2 separate regions of the Homo sapiens genome follow, and region 1 is linked to region 2. A link is a contact called in ENCODE Hi-C data. All regions are on one chromosome and are shown on one strand. The core of a region is the stretch at or near the end of the contact, and the rest is flanking DNA. Distances in the headings are between cores, read along the strand shown. Region 1 overlaps CMTM7 (CKLF like MARVEL transmembrane domain containing 7). Region 2 holds the start of UBP1 (upstream binding protein 1).

Evidence for each region. A loop is a pair of places that touch in the nucleus more often than their neighbours do. Pooled maps may share reads with other maps.
Region 1: a loop to region 2 is called in a map with no recorded cell type, with 6 times the contacts of the local background. The contact joins the enhancer-like site here to the promoter of UBP1 in region 2. A Hi-C loop is called at or near these places in 4 of 37 single-sample maps with no recorded cell type and 7 of 50 pooled maps.

The regions. Positions count from the first base shown.
Region 1 is chr3:32,418,227-32,423,402 of GRCh38, reverse strand. All of the region lies in intron 1 of CMTM7 (CKLF like MARVEL transmembrane domain containing 7), which reads right to left. Among named protein-coding and RNA genes, the nearest start is that of CMTM7, 29 kb to the right of the region's middle. RefSeq lists enhancers at 2,973-3,052, 3,143-3,212, 3,273-3,332, 2,564-3,763. Within about 2 kb of position 3,127, at least 24 of the 41 ENCODE cell types and tissues checked have a DNase peak (open chromatin) inside an H3K27ac peak, as active enhancers do.
Region 2 is chr3:33,437,952-33,442,752 of GRCh38, reverse strand. UBP1 (upstream binding protein 1) reads left to right here and starts at 2,348. Exons shown (of 16, transcript NM_014517.5): 1 at 2,348-3,017. The coding sequence starts at 2,905. RefSeq lists enhancers at 1,370-1,659, 1,870-2,059, 2,391-2,890 and silencers at 2,210-2,369, 2,430-2,539, 2,590-2,909, 3,140-3,189, 3,109-3,343 and 1 more.

The DNA of each region.
Region 1 (5,176 bases), core at 1,878-4,377, 1.0 Mb after region 2:
GTAAGATTCCATTTGAAAAGAGAGTTCTACCAGCAAATATATCTACATATTGATTTTTCTTAAAATGAAATGTGGCCACTCTTCAGTGCCACAGCAAAGGTAGGTCCTTTTGAGTTTGGTGTGCTCATACCACCCAATGTGTGCTTTGTGACAATGCAATTATCTGACCACTTTTCTCTACTCGAGCTACTAGCCTGCTGGCCTCAGAAGGATGAGAGGCACGTGGACAGTGCTGTCACTGCAGTTACCCCAGGAGAAGCCAGCCCAGATCAGATGACAGCAGCCAACCCCCAGCCACAGAAGCAAGCCTAATTTATAATGAGCAGAGCCAATCCCCAGCTGACCTCAGTCATGTCAGCAATGAACTTTTATTGCTGTATGCCACTGAGGTTTTGTGCCTACAGTTATGATGGCTGGACTTATGATAGTTCAACTTATGATTTTTCAACTTTACAATGGTATGGAAGTGATATACATTCAGTAGAACATCAATAAATTACTTGGGTTATTCAACACTTTATTACCAAATAGGCTTTGTACTAAATGATTTTGCCAAACTGTAGGCTAATGTAAGTGTTCTGGGCATGTTTCAGGTGGGCCAGGCTAAGCTATAATGTTTGGTAGGTTGAGGGTATTAAATGCGTTTTTGACTTAACAGTACTTTCAACTTGCAATGGATTTCTCAGGAGTAACCTCACCATAAGTTGAGAAGTGTCTGTATTTGTTATCTAGCAAAAGCTAACTGATACATCTGTTTTCAGAATTTTCCTGGTTTCCCAGTCAGGCAACCCTAGCTTTTAAAAAGGAAAGGAGAATGAAGTTATTCATTCAAGGATTATCTACTGATGGCCAAATACACGTCCAGCTCTGTGCTTGGCATTAGGGCTACGAGACGGCACTGGTTGCCATTTTGCCAAAGATAATCCTAAGGAACCTTGACACAGAAGAAATAGTTCTGCTGCTGAGTACTTTTGCCACTATCCTGGGGAAATAAATATTTGGAGAAGCTGTGGGGCCAGTCCCAGCAGGAGGCCTGGCACCCAGCCCTGGGCCCGTGCCAGAAGTGAGTGCCTGTTGAGTTTCACAATGTGGGTGTAGGCCGCCTTGATTAAAACCCCAGGCAGCACAATGCCAAATAAGTGCCAGCCTGGGGAAGAAGAAATTAGTCTGGGATAAAAAACGACAAAACAAGAATAGAAAAGCCATTAAGGGATTTGTAAGCATGTGTCACGGATGAAAAATCACTATTGTTGAGAACGTGTGATCATCACGTTGTGCCCTGTGGGGCCTGGGGAAGGAAGTATGAGTGTTAGCCAAAGGCTTGCCTTCCATCAGAGGAAGGAAGGCCAAACAGGAGCAATAAAGCATGGCTAGCAACCCCCACAGGTCAGACAGTCACTCAACACAGACAGTAGGGGCTAGTTCACCCCGTTGGGCCTCAGTTTCCTCATCTTTGGCATGAGGGATAATAATCAAATATACTACAAAGAGTTAATGAGTTAATACAAGGATTAAATGAACTAATTCAGGCAAAATATTTAGAACAGCCTGGTACTGCTCCAGTAAATGCTCAACAAATGTTAGGTATTAAAACTTCTTTCAGAAGTTTCTTGGGAGGAACAAATAGGATAATGTTTGAGGTCTTGGCACAAAGTAGCACAAAAATGATGATTCCTCTAAGTGCAGTGTGTTGTCACCAGGAGATGAGCAAGATATGAGGACAGCTTAGACACGGACCCTGTCCTAAAGGGTAAGGAGCTTAAGATCCAGACACAAGTAACGACAACAAAACAGGGGATAAATACCACCAGAGAGCTACAATTTGTGAGGAATAGAGGAAGGAGAAGGTCAGGCATGTCCCGTATGAAGAGCAGACATGGCCCTGGTGTGGACTCCACAAAAGCATTCCAACACACAGAGAAGGGGAATCAGAGGCTTCTGGCAGTGGGAACACAGCCACAGAAGGCATAGGGGTGGGAAAGCACAAGAGTATATTTGGGAACAAGAGGGTTGTTGTCCATGTTAGGCAAACTGCACAGGTATGTGAAGAGGTGTGATGGGAAGCAAAGCTGGCGGGATGGGGTGGGGATCAGATTCCAGGCTGAGGAAGTAGATATGCTAGGTGGGCGATGGGGAGCCAGTGAAGGTTATTGAGCAGAGAAGAGCCACAGCAGAATTGTTCTTCAGGAAAATGAATCTAGTAGCAGGTGGACTGGAGATGGGAGAGAAAAGACACAGAAGTCAGTTTGTAGGAGGCTGTGTCAGTTCTAGCAAGGCAATGGGGACTGAAATCAGAATAGTGGCCAGAAGAAAAGGGAGAGGAGCTGGGTGGGAGAGGAGGGCAGCAGGTGGCAGGAATGTCCCAGGGAGCCTCCAGGGACCCAGGCTGCACGGTGAGGTGGGGAGCAGGGTCGCCTCCAGTGGGAGGGTCCAGACAGCCGGTGAGACCAACAAAAAAACTTCCCTGGCTGGCTTGGCTGCCTCAGATTGTTGACAACATGGTCAAGCGATTCCGTCTGTGCAAACTCTGCCATAAACTAAACCGCTGAGTCAAGCAAGCAGGCAGCAGGCCTTGCCACTTCTGCAGGCCATTAGCTGGCCCCCTCTCCTGCCCCCAGACCCAGTTCTGAGGAACAACTCCCCAGAGAGGGCCTCTCCCACCTGCTCTCTGGCCGCTGCATTTTTTAGGGAACAAAAAGCCAGCTGTGGTAAACCGCCCTTCAGTCAGGCAGACAGTGGGACTATGGCGTGGACACCTTGCCCCTTTCTTCCTCCTCCAGCCTTTTCAACCGTGTCCCCAGTTCAAAGGCATGATCATTGTGACCTGCAGGCCCAGGTACAGCTGAAGTCATTTCAGAAGGCTGGCGTAGAGTCAGCCCTCCCCTGCTGCCTGCATTCTCCTTTGCTTTCTCACTTTTGAGTCATCTGAGTGCCAAGTGAAAACAAAGACCTCCCTTCAGAAAGTTCCCCACCTCATTGGGCTTCACTTTTTAAAAATAACCTGTTAGGCTGGAACCTGGCCACTCCCTACATTTCCCCTCACCCGGCCTGCGGGGTCATTCTCAGGCCTCCTTGCCACTGCAAAAGCCTCCTGGTGGAAAGACAAAGAAGGCCTTTCAGTCCCCATGAAGCAGGCTCTGCTTCTGCCCTGATCTGGATGCATCTGGAGGAAACAGGGAGGCCACAAAGAGACATGGACGAAAGGTTCATCCTCAACAATACCTCCTCTCATGTGCCTGCTAATGGAGAACTAGACTGCTCAGATAAACACAAATAAACTGTTCTTCTAAGGTGACAACAGGGACCCAGCACTTGGTAGGACCTCAATAATGTGACGCAAATCAATTTGAATCTAGCTACTGGACTCAAATACTTCTTCCTACATCCTGTTCCTGAATTGAGCTGCATAACTTCAAGTTTTTCTAACATGTAGGCAAAAAGGAGAAACAGATAAACCCAAAAGAACACCAACCACACAGAGAGGAAAGAGAGACCAGGATTCAGAATAACCCACACTAGACCATGAATACATGAATATCTCAAAAGGAAGGACGCAAAGTGGGTTGAGTCATTAACAAGCTTACAGAGAAACTCCAGGCTATCAAAAACCCTCCATAAAATATTAGCATATCATATCCAACATATATAAGAAATACAAATGTACCACAGCTAAGGTTTATCACAGGAATGCATGAGTAGTTCAGTACTTCCAAATGTTTCAAATGTATATGCCTTATGAACAGACAAAACAAGAAAAGCCATATATTCGTATCAACTGAGACAGAAAAAGCGGCATTTGACAAAATTCAATATCCAGTCATGATTAAACAAAACAAAACAAAACTTTCAGCAAGCAAGGATAGGAGGGAACTTCCTTGACTGAGAAAGGGCATCTAAAAACCAACCCACAGCTAACATGATACTTGATGAGATACTGCATGCTTTCCCCCAACACAGGGAACAAGGAAAAGATGTCTTTTCTCACATTCTTATACTGCTGGAAGTTGCAATAAGGTAAGAAAAAGAAATAGAGGCATATGGATTGAAAAGGAAGAAACAAAACTACTTCATTGGTAGACAACATAATGATCTATGTAGAAAATCCCAAAGAATCTACTAAAAACCTCCTTAGAACTAATAAATAACTTTAGTAATGTCATGAGATACAAAACCAATTTACAAAAATCAACTGCATTTCAATATCTTAGCAATGAACAACTGAAGTTAAAAATTAAACACAAAGGAGAGGACTATTTACAATAGCAGCAAAAAGGGAAATATTTATTAGGTATAAATCTAACTTTACAATATGGTGAAAATGATAGAACACTGGTGAAAGAAATCAAAGACCTAAATAATTGGAAGGGCTCACCGTGTTCATAGATATTATTAATTCATGATATTATTAATGAGCCAATTCTCCCCAAATGGATATGCAGGTTCAACACAATTTCAATCAAATCCCAGTGATAGGCTTTATTACTGTTATTTTTGTAATATTGGAAAACTGATTCTAAAATTCATATGAAAAGGGCAAGGAATGAGAATAACCAAAAACAACTTTGCAAAAGAGCACTATCCAATTTCAAGATTTACTATTAAGTTACAGTAATCAAGACAGTGTGGTACTGGTGAAAGCTTAGACAAATAGACGAATGCAGCAAAACAGAGTCCAGAAATAGACCCATATGAATATAATCAGCTGGTCTTTTGAGAGAAGTGTAAAGTAATTCAGTGGAGAAAGGATATCCTTGTCAACAAGTAGTGCTAGAAAAACTTGATATCCATATATAAAACAACGACCCCTGGCCCATACTTAACCCTTATGCAAAAATTAATTCAAAACGGATCACAGACCTAAAATATAAAACTGTAAAACGTCTGGAAGAAAACGTAGGAGAAAATCTTTGTGACTTGGATTAGGAAAAGAGTTTTTAGATAAGATACTGAAAACACAATCCATAAGGAAAAAAAACTGATAAATTAGACTTTATCAGAGTTAACTTTTGCCCTGCTCTTTCGAGAGACTAAGAGAAAGAAAAGGCAAGATATAGAGCAGTGGAAACATTTTGTAAATCCCATTTCTGACAAAGAACTTTATCCAGAATATACGAACAATACTCAAAACCTAAAAATAAAAAACCAACAAGCCTATTTTTAAAAATGGGCAAAAAAT
Region 2 (4,801 bases), core at 1,099-3,598:
CTGTTGCCCATGCTGGTCTCAAATTCCTAGCCTCAAGAGATCCTCCCCTCTTGGTCTCCCAAAATGTTGGGATTACAGTTGTGAGCAACCATGACCAGCCAACACTTTTATTTCTATCCTCCAGAACTCTAATTTTTTTTTTGTTTTTTGTTTTTCGTTGTTGTTGTTTGTTTTTCTAAGGACAGGGTCTCATCTTGTCATCCGGGCTAGGGTGCAGTGGCACAATCATAGCTTACTGTAGCCTCAAACTCCCAGGCTCAAGTGATCCTCCTGCCTCAGTCTCTCTCAAGTAGCTAGGACTACAGGAGCGTGCCATCATGCTCAACTAATTTTTTTTTTCTTGTAGAAGCGGGATCTTGCCATGTTGCCCAGGCTAGTCTCCCAATTGCTGGCCTTAAGCCATCCTCCCAAGCTTTAAGTCTTGGTCTCCCAAAGCGCTGGGATCATAGGCCTGAGACACTGCCCAGCCTGAGGCTCAATTTCTAAATATTTGACCCAGTACTTCCTTAGGGCACAGCCTGATTGAAAAATTGATGGTAGCTTGTACTTTTACACTCTCTCCAAAAACCAGAGAATTATCTTCCCCCAATTCCATTTCTCCAAATTTTCCAACAACTAATAGTAGGCCTGGCTAATCTGGTTATAGACTAGGTTATGCAAGTGAGGTGAGATCATGGAATGAAGACATATCTGAGACCCCCAATGAGACCAATGTTTCCCTTGACTATCCAATTGTTTGTGCAGATTTATTTGTAATAGTGGAATGGAGCTTCCTGAACTGATGGCCAATCTAATGTTTTCGCCTGGAATCAGAGAAATCTGGATTAGTCAAATAGCCCCGGTTTACCTGCTTACTGTGTGACCTTGCACTGTGTAATCTTTACACATTTTCACCTGAATTACCTCATCTCTAAAGTATGGCTTTATCAAATGAAATGTTTGCAAAAATGTTGTGTAAAGAGAAAAACATTCTCCAAGTTAATTTGTGGTTTTTTTTTTTGGAGACCGAGTGTTGCTCTGTCTTCTCCCGGGTTCAAGCCTTACTCCCGCCTCAGCCTCCTGAGTAGCTGGGATTACATGGGCGCGCCACCACATCCAGCTAATTTTTGTTATTTTTGGTAGAGACGGGGTTTCACCATGTTGGCCGGGATGGTCTCCTGACCTCAACTAATTCACCCGCCTCGGCCTCCCGAAGTGCTGGGATTACAGGCGTGAGCCTGTAAGTTAGTATCTAAATCACACAGGCGTTGAGACTATTTTTTTCTGGCTCAGTGCCACTGCTTTATTAGGCTGACATTTTAATCTATGTATTTTTGCACTTAAACTGGCAAGTTGGGGCGGGGCGCTCAGCATTTGGGTCTTATTCTTAGGCAGTAAGTTCGATGCAGGGCGAAGCCCGGGCCTTGACGTTCTCTTCAGCAAGGATTCCGCCCGTCAAGCGCCAGCAGCCGCTCCTAAGGAACTCTGATCCGCACACTGGCTCTGTAAGTCAGCCTCTGGCTCCTGCTTTCTATTTCATCTCTTCCGGTAAAAAGATTTCTGTCTTTTGGCCGCAGTGGCGCGTGCCCACGCTAGGTCGCTGAGGAAGACCCTTCGGGCCTTCTGAGCAGCGTAGCTGTTACTGTGGCACGTCCTAATGGTTCGGTCCAACTTCAGGAGACCGCCTGCCCTTAGGATGACCAACAGCTAGTTCAACTCAGGATAGCCAAGCTGCTCTCGGCAATGCAACCAATAGGGGAAGTCTTTCCAGAGCTCTTTCTCAGGAGCGTTGATTGGCTTATTCTCACGCCAATCAAGGTTTTCTGCACAACTGGCTTTTCTGTCACCAGATGGGGTGCAAACCGCTCACTCCCTCGGTAGAGAGGGCATAAAGCAGAGACGACCGGGAAATACCACAGAGGAGCAAATCACCTCCGGAAGTGGCGTTTTGGGTCGCTTTCTACCATGCAGTCCAATGAACTCTTTCTTTTGGCAACAAATTCCGTCTTCGAGCCCGCCCAAGGTGAAGAACATTTTGATTGGTTGTTTAGTCGGGGGACACAGAGACTCACGGGAGCTTCGTCCAAGCCCTTGCAGGTATTGCTCAGTTGGCCTGTCAATCATCTCGCTCGCTAGAAGGGGCGGAAACTGGCAGCCCTTTTGGCACCGCCTCTTCCTGGGCTGCTGTGCGGGGACGCAGCGAGGCCACCCCGGCTGGGAACAGCCGCGTGGGCGGGGCCGCATTGCACTCTCTGGACAGTTCCTGGGCCGCGAGGCGCGGGGAGTGGCCCTAAGCGCGGGGCTGTACGGGGAGGGCCGAGGCGTGGGGCGAACGCCGGGGCGGGGTCGGGGCGGGGCCGGGGGAGGCGGAAGCGGCGCGTGAACCTAAGTCGGAGTCGCGTTGAAGCCAGCGTCCGGCCGGCAGAGCGGCGTCGGCGGGGTTGGCCGGGGCGGTGTGGCGCTAGAGCCTGGGCGGGCCGGGGGCAAGGAGTCAAGGCTTGGGGGCGGGTGACGGGCGGGCGGAGGGCTTGCCCCCGTGTGGTCCTCGGAGCGGCCCGAGGTCCAGCCTCCCAGCGGTCCCGGAGGAGGATGCGACCGGGGGGCCCCGGGCGGGGCGGTCGGCGGCGGCTGCAGCGCTAGCGGCGCGGGGGCTGGGCGGCGGCGCCGGCATGAGGCGCAGGGCCGGTGTCCGCGGGAGGGTGGCGCTGCCGGCGGCCCGGCCGCTCCCGCTGCAATTGCTCGCTGGGCTCGTCGTGCCCTGCCAGTGGGGCCCCCGCAGCTCTCGTCCCGGCCGCCGCTGGTGACCACTCGCCGCCCCTCCGGAGGCTTCACCCGCGCCCTCCCCCAGGACGCGCCAGCGGAGCTCCGGCTCCTTCGCCCTGGACGCGGAGGCCGCGGTGTGCGGGGCGACGGCGAGGCCGGAAGATGGCCTGGGTGCTCAAGATGGACGAGGTGATCGAGTCCGGGCTGGTGCACGACTTCGACGCCAGCCTCTCGGGCATCGGGCAGGAACTGGGCGCCGGCGCTTACAGCATGAGGTACTGGGCTCCCTGGGCGGGGAGAAGCCTCTGTCTCCTTGGGGAAGGCCTGCGCAGCCCTGAGTCTCTGCCAGATGCGGCTGCTCCCAGAGGTGCGCGGGCCTCCTGGGCTGCGGGGTCGGAGTCCTGCCGCGTGGCGGTCGGGGGCCATGGAACCCCAAAGGCCTCTGCTCGCCCTGGTGACGGGCGGGTGGGGGAGGATGGCCCCGCAAGCGTCGGCCTCGGACCGCTCCTGAGTGCTTCATATTTGCTGTAAAACACGCCCAGCTATTAGGATGGCTTGGGTTGGTGGGGGAAGGGGCTTCTTTTCCTTATAAGTGATTTACAAGTCCCATTGGAGCTAGAATACACTGTACGAAAAGGCAGCACTTATATTGGGAGAATACTGTCTAGCGTTTTGGGATCAGTTCCTACTTTGTTGTCCTACATTATGATCTTTTCTGGCTGCAGATTTTAATCACTTGATGTTAGTAAATTATAATTGAAAGAGCAGCGGTGGGAGTAGCACTGTGACTTCGTTTTGTTCTTTTGATTGTCTCAAAGTGAAGTTTCTCATTTTGGAGACTACCCTCTCAGGCTGTTTCCTCTTGAGGGTTTTAAGATGCAGTGATTGCACCACAAATAATTGTTTAGTCTCTGCTGTCTGTACCAGCAGTCATTCATTTTAATATGGAGAGATTGAAACAGATCTGAGCTTAGTCTCCGCCCTTTATCCTTTTTAACTGTTAGGAATTTGGAAACTCTGTATTTTTTTAGTGGCTTTATTGAAATATAGTTTACCATAGCGTTGACTTGACTAATAAAGTCTAAAAATCAGTGGTTTGGCAGCTTTTCAATAATGTGAATTAAGTGTAGCTTTCTGTTCTTTAGAAAATGTCTGATGTTTTGGAAGTGCTCTACAGTTTCCCAGTAGCATTCATACATCTTACTGCAGCTCTAGAGGAGGACTTCTGGGTTAAAGCTGGCCTGGAATCTTGGTGGCTGCTCCTTGAAGTAATTGGGTCTTTAAATCTTAAGGAGAAATTCTGAGCCATAAAGAACTCTCAGAAAGGTTGGAGACATTTCTTGGAGTGTGGAAGTGAGTAGTGGAAGGCATATTAAACCTGGAGTTCCCCAGCGTCTGGCTCTGATTTGGTCTCTGTTGGGCTTCCTGAACTTGGCACCTCTTCTCTCTGCAGTTGTATAACTTAAGGCCTGTAGATGAGTTGGCTTATTTTCTAAAACAGCTGTTTCAGTTGTTGAGGAAATTGAGCTACTGAAAGTCATGGAGTCACCCCAGAGGGGAGTATTAGAGGCAGTGCTTCTCTAGTGAAAACGCACTCCTCTAGTGCCATTCTGCTCCTTAGCTCTCTACTGGAAACACGAGGCTTATAGTCAAGGCAAAGGAGGCACGTGAAGCAAGTTCAATATGTGTCTCTCCTCAGTTGCTTCTCTTTTATGGTAAAATGAAAGTTTGCTGCTGAAAAGTTTACTTATTGATAGCTATTTTGAGCTTTTACTTTTTTCTAGGGTTTTATTTGACCTGTACTTTGATTTAGTGATTCAGCCAACTTATTAATGTAATAACTTCTGTGTATGGTTTATTTCCATGAAAAGGAAGTACAATCTTGATGATTTTAAACCTTTCCCTGACCATGTATTTTTAAAGTAATGTGTGAGATCTTTGTAATTCTGTGTAACCTACAGTACTCTTTACAGGGATAATTTTCCCTTGAATTCTTTTTTGGTTGTGTCATTTAATCTAAATTTTCAAAGAAGTTTGAAGGTAATTACCATTTTTAAGA